2 separate regions of the Homo sapiens genome follow, and region 1 is linked to region 2. Evidence: read pairs that join two places in POLR2A ChIA-PET (ENCODE). Cell type or tissue: GM12878. All regions are shown on one strand. Each heading gives the region's core, and the rest is flanking DNA. Links, peaks and the distances in the headings are about the cores only. Region 1 has its middle 49 kb from the start of TIMD4. Region 2 overlaps CYFIP2 (cytoplasmic FMR1 interacting protein 2).

Region 1 (2,921 bases), core at 95-2,594, 360 kb before region 2:
TCTATGGTAGGGCCTGGGATTCTGCATTTCTAATATGCTCCCAGGTGATGACAAAACTGCTGGTCTGAATCTCACACTTCGAATAGCAAGGGTCTAGATATAAAATGTAGATCTAGTAGTAGTCTATTCTAACAGCGGATCTGAACAAACTAAATTCCATTTGGGTTCAACTGCAAAGTCACAGGAAAAGTGATCACTGCAATAAAGTCAAGAGCAGGGGCTGTGAGTGAGAGAACTGAGAGGATGGTTGTTTTTGATCTCTAGTTTATAGACTTAGGTTGACCAACCATCCAAGAGAAGCCATCTTTGCAAAATTATAACGATGAGAGAAATCTGACACAGTCGACCCCATTTTGCATAACTGACATATTTTGACCCCATAGTTTCCACAATCCCTTATTGCTCAGGAGTCATATGGCCAGAGATCACAAGGTTTGCGACTTCCCCAGTTGCTCATCTAGGTAACATCACTACTGTAGAAACTAAGATTGGTTTTTTGAAATATTTTTTCAACAGATCCCACCCGGCCTTGTGACTCATGATTCACCCGGTCCTGTGGCCCCACCCAGAGTTGGACTCAGCACACAAAGAAGTGTTCCACACCCCTATGATTTCATCCCCAATTTATCAGCAGCACCCTTTCCCTAGACCCCTGCTCTCCAAACTGTCCATAAAAACCCTAACCTTCAAGCCTTTGGGGAGATTGATTTGTATAATAACTCTATTTCCCATGTGGCTGGCGTCATGTCCATTAAACTTTTTCTCTACTGCAATGCCGTGTTCTCAATGAACTGGTTTTGTCTGTGCAGATGGCACAGGAAGAACCTATTGGGTGATTACACCAGTTTGCCCAGGACTGAGGGGTTCCTGGCATGTGGGACTTTGAGTTTTAAAACCAAGAAAGCCCAGAGCAAATTGAGACAAGTTGGTCACCATAGTTATGGTGCTGCTAGGAGAGCAGCAGAGCAGCCAAGCTGTGCGCTTTTTGCATTCTGATTCCTCTTCCTGGGGGCAGCAGCCCACTATAAAGCCAGGGGTGTGCTAAGATAGATGGCTTACGGAAAAGGAACGCTGAATTGCATGGCCACACCAACAAGAACTTAATTACATGACTCCAGAAGGGCAATAACAGGGCAGATTCTGTGAAAACTCCAGAATCTTAGCCACAGAGACAAGTCTAGAAAACACAGTTTAGTGCTTTGCTCTAGCACTGGTTAACTGTGGGACCTGGGCAACTCATGCCCCCTTTCTGAGCCTCAGTTTCCTTGGCTGAAAATGGGAGTGAAACTGACAGATGTGTGCGAGTCTTTGCTGTGCTCCCACCCCATTATTTCACATACAGTATGGATAATGCATATAACCGCACAATAGCACCTTTTCAGCACAAGCAGCAAATCCACCTTCTGTTTTGCGAGCAGCCATTTCCAGTGCTCCCCAAACTCCCTCTGGATAGCATTAGCATTCATCTTATTCGGGAACACTTCCCTTCACTGTCCTTTGATGCTCAGAGAGCTGAGAACTCACAGTGCTTTTTTTTTTTAAGGCTGTAACATATTTACAAATCTAAATGAAGCTCTATTTCCAGACCCAGTCTTTCGGTTTTGAGTGGCTTCCTCCTTCTGCTCTCACCTCCACCCAGGGAGCCCACTTCTCAACTTCCTGTTTTCTTTAGAGAGACAAAGAGTCTCCCCAGCCACCCATTGCTGGATTCCTGTTAACCTTTCATTAAGCCTGCTGACAGCTGGCTTTAGCTCTTCATGAGTTAGTTCAACACATTCCCATTTAAATGTGTCCCACCTGGCTTCATTAAGTTTCCTGCCAGGTTCTCCCTTTACAGCTTCCTCTGCAAATGCAAATCAGATTCTGAGTAAATAATATGGGGACAAGGGAAGATTGAGCTATAATGGGGTTGTAACTGGAAAGCCATTGATATACTCAGGTTGCTGTGGATCAGAGGACACTGAAATCCATTTGAGTCCAATGCAGGTCAGTGTTACAGAGCCATATGCATGAAGTCTGGAATTGGAGCCCTCACTGTGAAGTACAGGGTAGTGGTTAGAGTGTGGAGTCCTTCAAGCCTGGTTCAAAACCTGGCTCTGCTACAGGAGATTGGACGACGTGACCTTGAGCAAGTTCCTTCACCTGCCTGTGCTTCTGTTTTCTTAGCTCCAAAGCCAAAATAATATACCCGCTTTATTGAGCTGCTGTCAGGAGTCAATGAGATAATTGCCTTGAAACAGTTAATAGAGTACCCAGAATATAATAGGTGCTCATTACAAATTGATAGTATCTCCTGTGTTTAGCCTAGAAAGGCCATGGTGAGGAATTAGGTTGCTTTAAATTGAGCTTGCATGCGGCCCAGGATGGCTTTGAATGTGGCCCAATACAAATTGGTAAACTTTCTTAAACATTATGAGATTTTTTTTGCGATTTTTTTAGCTTATTAGTTATAATTAGTGTTCGCGTATTTTATGTGTGGCCCAAGATAATTCCTTTACTTCCAGTGTGGCCCAGGGAAGCCAAAAGATTGGAAACTCCTGCTTTAAATTGTGAGGTTTGATTGTGGATCCACCATATAATCATTAGCTGTAAGAAGCACATACTGCATCACATTCCTTCCTTATGGAAATGGAAAAACAACATTGATTCCATTCGATTGCATTACCTTTTTGTTTGTTTGTTTGTTTTTTGAGACAGACACAGTCTTAATCCGTTTCCCAGGCTGGAGTGCAATGGTGCGATCTCGGCTCACTGCAACCTCCTCCTCCCAGGTTCAACCGATTTTCCTGCCTCAGCCTCCCGAGTAGCTGGAATTACAGGCACCTGCCACCAAGCTTAGCTAATTTTTGTATTTTGGGTAGAGACAGGGTTTCGCCATGTTGGCCAGGCTGGTCTCAAACTCCTGGCCTCAAGTGATGTGC
Region 2 (2,921 bases), core at 258-2,757:
TCCAGTTGTCCTAGAATCATTTGTTGAAAAGAATATTCTTTCTACATCTCTTGTCAATTGACCATAAATGTGAGGATTTATTTCTGGATTCTCAGTTCAATTCCATTAATTTAATCATTGTTCATTGTCTTCATGGTAACACCACACAATTTTGATTACTGTAGTTTTGAGTATGTTTTGAAATCAGGAAGTGTGAGTCTTCCATTTTTGTTCAGTTCCTCCCACCCCCAAGATTGTCTTGATTATCCTGAGTGAGTCCCTTGAATTTCCATATGAATTTTAGGATCAGCTTGTCAATTTCTGCAAAGAAACCAGATGAGATTTTCATAGAGATTATGTTGAATCTGTAGGTTAGTTTGGGCAGTATTGCCGTGTTAACAATATTAAGCCTTCCAACCTATGGACATGGGATATCTTTTTATTTATTTAGGTCTTTAATATTTTCAACAAGGTTTTATTGCTTTCAGAGTGTATGTTTTGTACTTATTTTGTTAAGTTTATTTCTAAGTATTGTATTATTTTTGATGCTACTATAAATAGAACTGTTTTCTCCATTTTATTTTCATATTGTGCATTGCTGGTATATAGAGATACTACTGATTTTTATATGCTGATATTGTATCCTACAAACTTGCTGAACTTGTTTATGACTTTCAATAGTTTTTAGTGGATTTTTCTTGGATTTTCTATAACAAGACTATGTTATCTGCAAATAGGAATAGTTTTACTTTTTCCTTTCTAATCTAGATGTCTTTTATTTAATTTTCTTGCATAATTACCTTGGCTAGAACTGCCAGTACAATGTTGAATAGAAATGCTAAGAGCAGACTTATTTGTCTTGTTCTTGATCTTGGTGAGAAAGCATTAAGTCTGATATTAGCTAAGAGTTTTTTGTGGCCACTTATTGTCAAGTTGAGGATATTCTCTAATCCTAGTTTTTTGAGTGTTTTTATCATGAAGGCGTTGAGATTTTGTCAAATGCTTTTTCTGTGTGTATTGAGATGATATGGTTTCTGACCTTTATTGCTATAGCTTATTACGTTAATTGATATTCTGATGTTAATGTTAATCCAATCTTAACATTCCTGGGATAAATCTCACTTGTTCATGATGCATAATCTTTTTTATATGTTTCTGGATTCAGTTTTGCTGAGGCACTAACTTTTATCGAGCACTTTCTACCAGCCAAGCCATTTACATGGACTAACTCATTGAGTTTTCAAAGCCTAAGAGATAGGAACTATCATTATCCCTTATACCAAAATGAAGAGAGTGAGGCTCAGAAAGGTTATGTCACCTACTCAAGGTCACACAACTAGGTATTGGCAGAGGTAAGATTCTAACTCAAGCTATCCAGTTCACCTCCACACTAAAATGCCTCTCATATGGATATCAGTGGTGGACATGGGATGATTTTCAGATAATACCCAGACCTGTGTTTATGTTCATTACTATGTTTTTTATGGCTCCTCTGTTTATGGCATATAATATTAGTTTTCTCTCTGTGATTGTGATATAAAGCTTCCTTCTAAAATGAAAAGTGGCAAAAAAGAGAATCCCTAGAAAAAAATATTAAGTAAGAATTATCCTGGCAGTTTATGGATATGACTATGTATTCTATGCTGATTTAAATTATCTGTATGGGTTTTTTCTCTTTTTCTTTTTTTTTTTTGTGACAGAGTCTCGCTTCGTCACCCAGGCTGGAGTACAGTGGCTCAATCTCAGCTCACTGCAACCTCCACCTCCCAGGTTCAAGCAATTCTGCCTCACCCTCCCGAGTAGCTGGGACTACAGGTGCGCACCACTATGCCCAGCTAATTTTTGTATTTTTATTAGGGATGAGGTTTCACCATGTTGGCCAGGCTGGTCTCGAACTCCTGACCTCAGGAGATCCGCCCATCTTGGCCTCCCAAAGTGTTGGGGTTACAGGCATGAGCCACTGAGTCTGGCCTTATCTGTGTAGCCACCAAGTCCGGTCTTATCTGTGTAGCCACCGAGTCTGGCCTTATCTGTGTTATTAATAGTGAAGGAGAAGGAATGGAAAAACTAGAAGTAAGGACATGGCCAACTTCAGGTCGTCTCCTCTCTCCTATGTTGTCAGGAGATTGAGGTGTGTTCATGAATTCTTTCATTCAGTACTTCCCCAGTGCCTAATCTGTTTGCAGCACTCTGCTAAGGTCTCTGCATTTTCAGTGATAGGTAAGAAAATGGTCCCTGACCTTGAGGAGCTTTCACATGCATGGTTCTACTCCAGAGAGGGCATGTTATGTTTTATTTCATGGGCAAACTCAGATTGATTGCTGGTGGCTTCCTGGAGCTCAGTATTTCATGAGGATTCTGAAGCTGTCTGTGGACTTAGTGGAAAATAGAGTCATTACCAATTAGCAATGTCTGTCCTGGCATGGGAGGAAGAAGTAGCAGTATTTGGGTTTTATTCTGGGGCCAAGAAAACATCATAGAGTGCATTTACACAAACCTGGATGGCATAGCCTACTACACACCTAGGCTATATGGTATATAGCCTATTGCTCCTGGGCTGCAAACCTGTACGGCATGTTCTTGTACTGAATACTGTAGGCAATTGCAACACAGTGGGAAGTATTTGTGTATCTAAACATAGAAAAGGTACAGTAAAAATATGATATTATAATCTTATGGGAACACCATCATATATATGATCCACTGTTGACTGAAGCATCATTATGAGGCAAATGACTGTAAATTTTTTTAATAGGAACAACCTAAATCTCCCTTTTATTTATTTTTATATTTATATATCTATATAATATTTTCTTTGTAGTAATATATGTATACATATGTGTATATATATGTATATGTGTGTGCAGTATGTTTGTGTGTGTGTACGTATACTTATATAGCCTCTGGCTGGAGCGCCATACGGACATGGAAAATATTTCCTG

What was found. Peaks named below come from ENCODE experiments on the same cell type or tissue, not always from the same donor. Only the 100,000 strongest peaks of a DNase experiment are listed, where the experiment ranks them.
Region 1: POLR2A ChIA-PET joins it to region 2 with 5 read pairs; 3 of 35 experiments call an interaction of 5 or more read pairs at or near these places.

Annotation. Positions count from the first base shown.
Region 1 is chr5:156,912,574-156,915,494 of GRCh38, forward strand. No RefSeq gene overlaps it. Among named protein-coding and RNA genes, the nearest start is that of TIMD4, 49 kb to the right of the region's middle. RefSeq lists enhancers at 35-1,234, 1,235-2,180. In GM12878, for the core only: no CTCF peak of the experiment used is centred there; a DNase peak (open chromatin) is centred at 1,608; H3K4me3 peaks cover 602 bases; H3K27ac peaks cover 2,146 bases.
Region 2 is chr5:157,275,380-157,278,300 of GRCh38, forward strand. The region is part of intron 1 of CYFIP2 (cytoplasmic FMR1 interacting protein 2); the gene reads left to right. Among named protein-coding and RNA genes, the nearest start is that of CYFIP2, 11 kb to the left of the region's middle. In GM12878, for the core only: no CTCF peak of the experiment used is centred there; no DNase peak of the experiment used is centred there.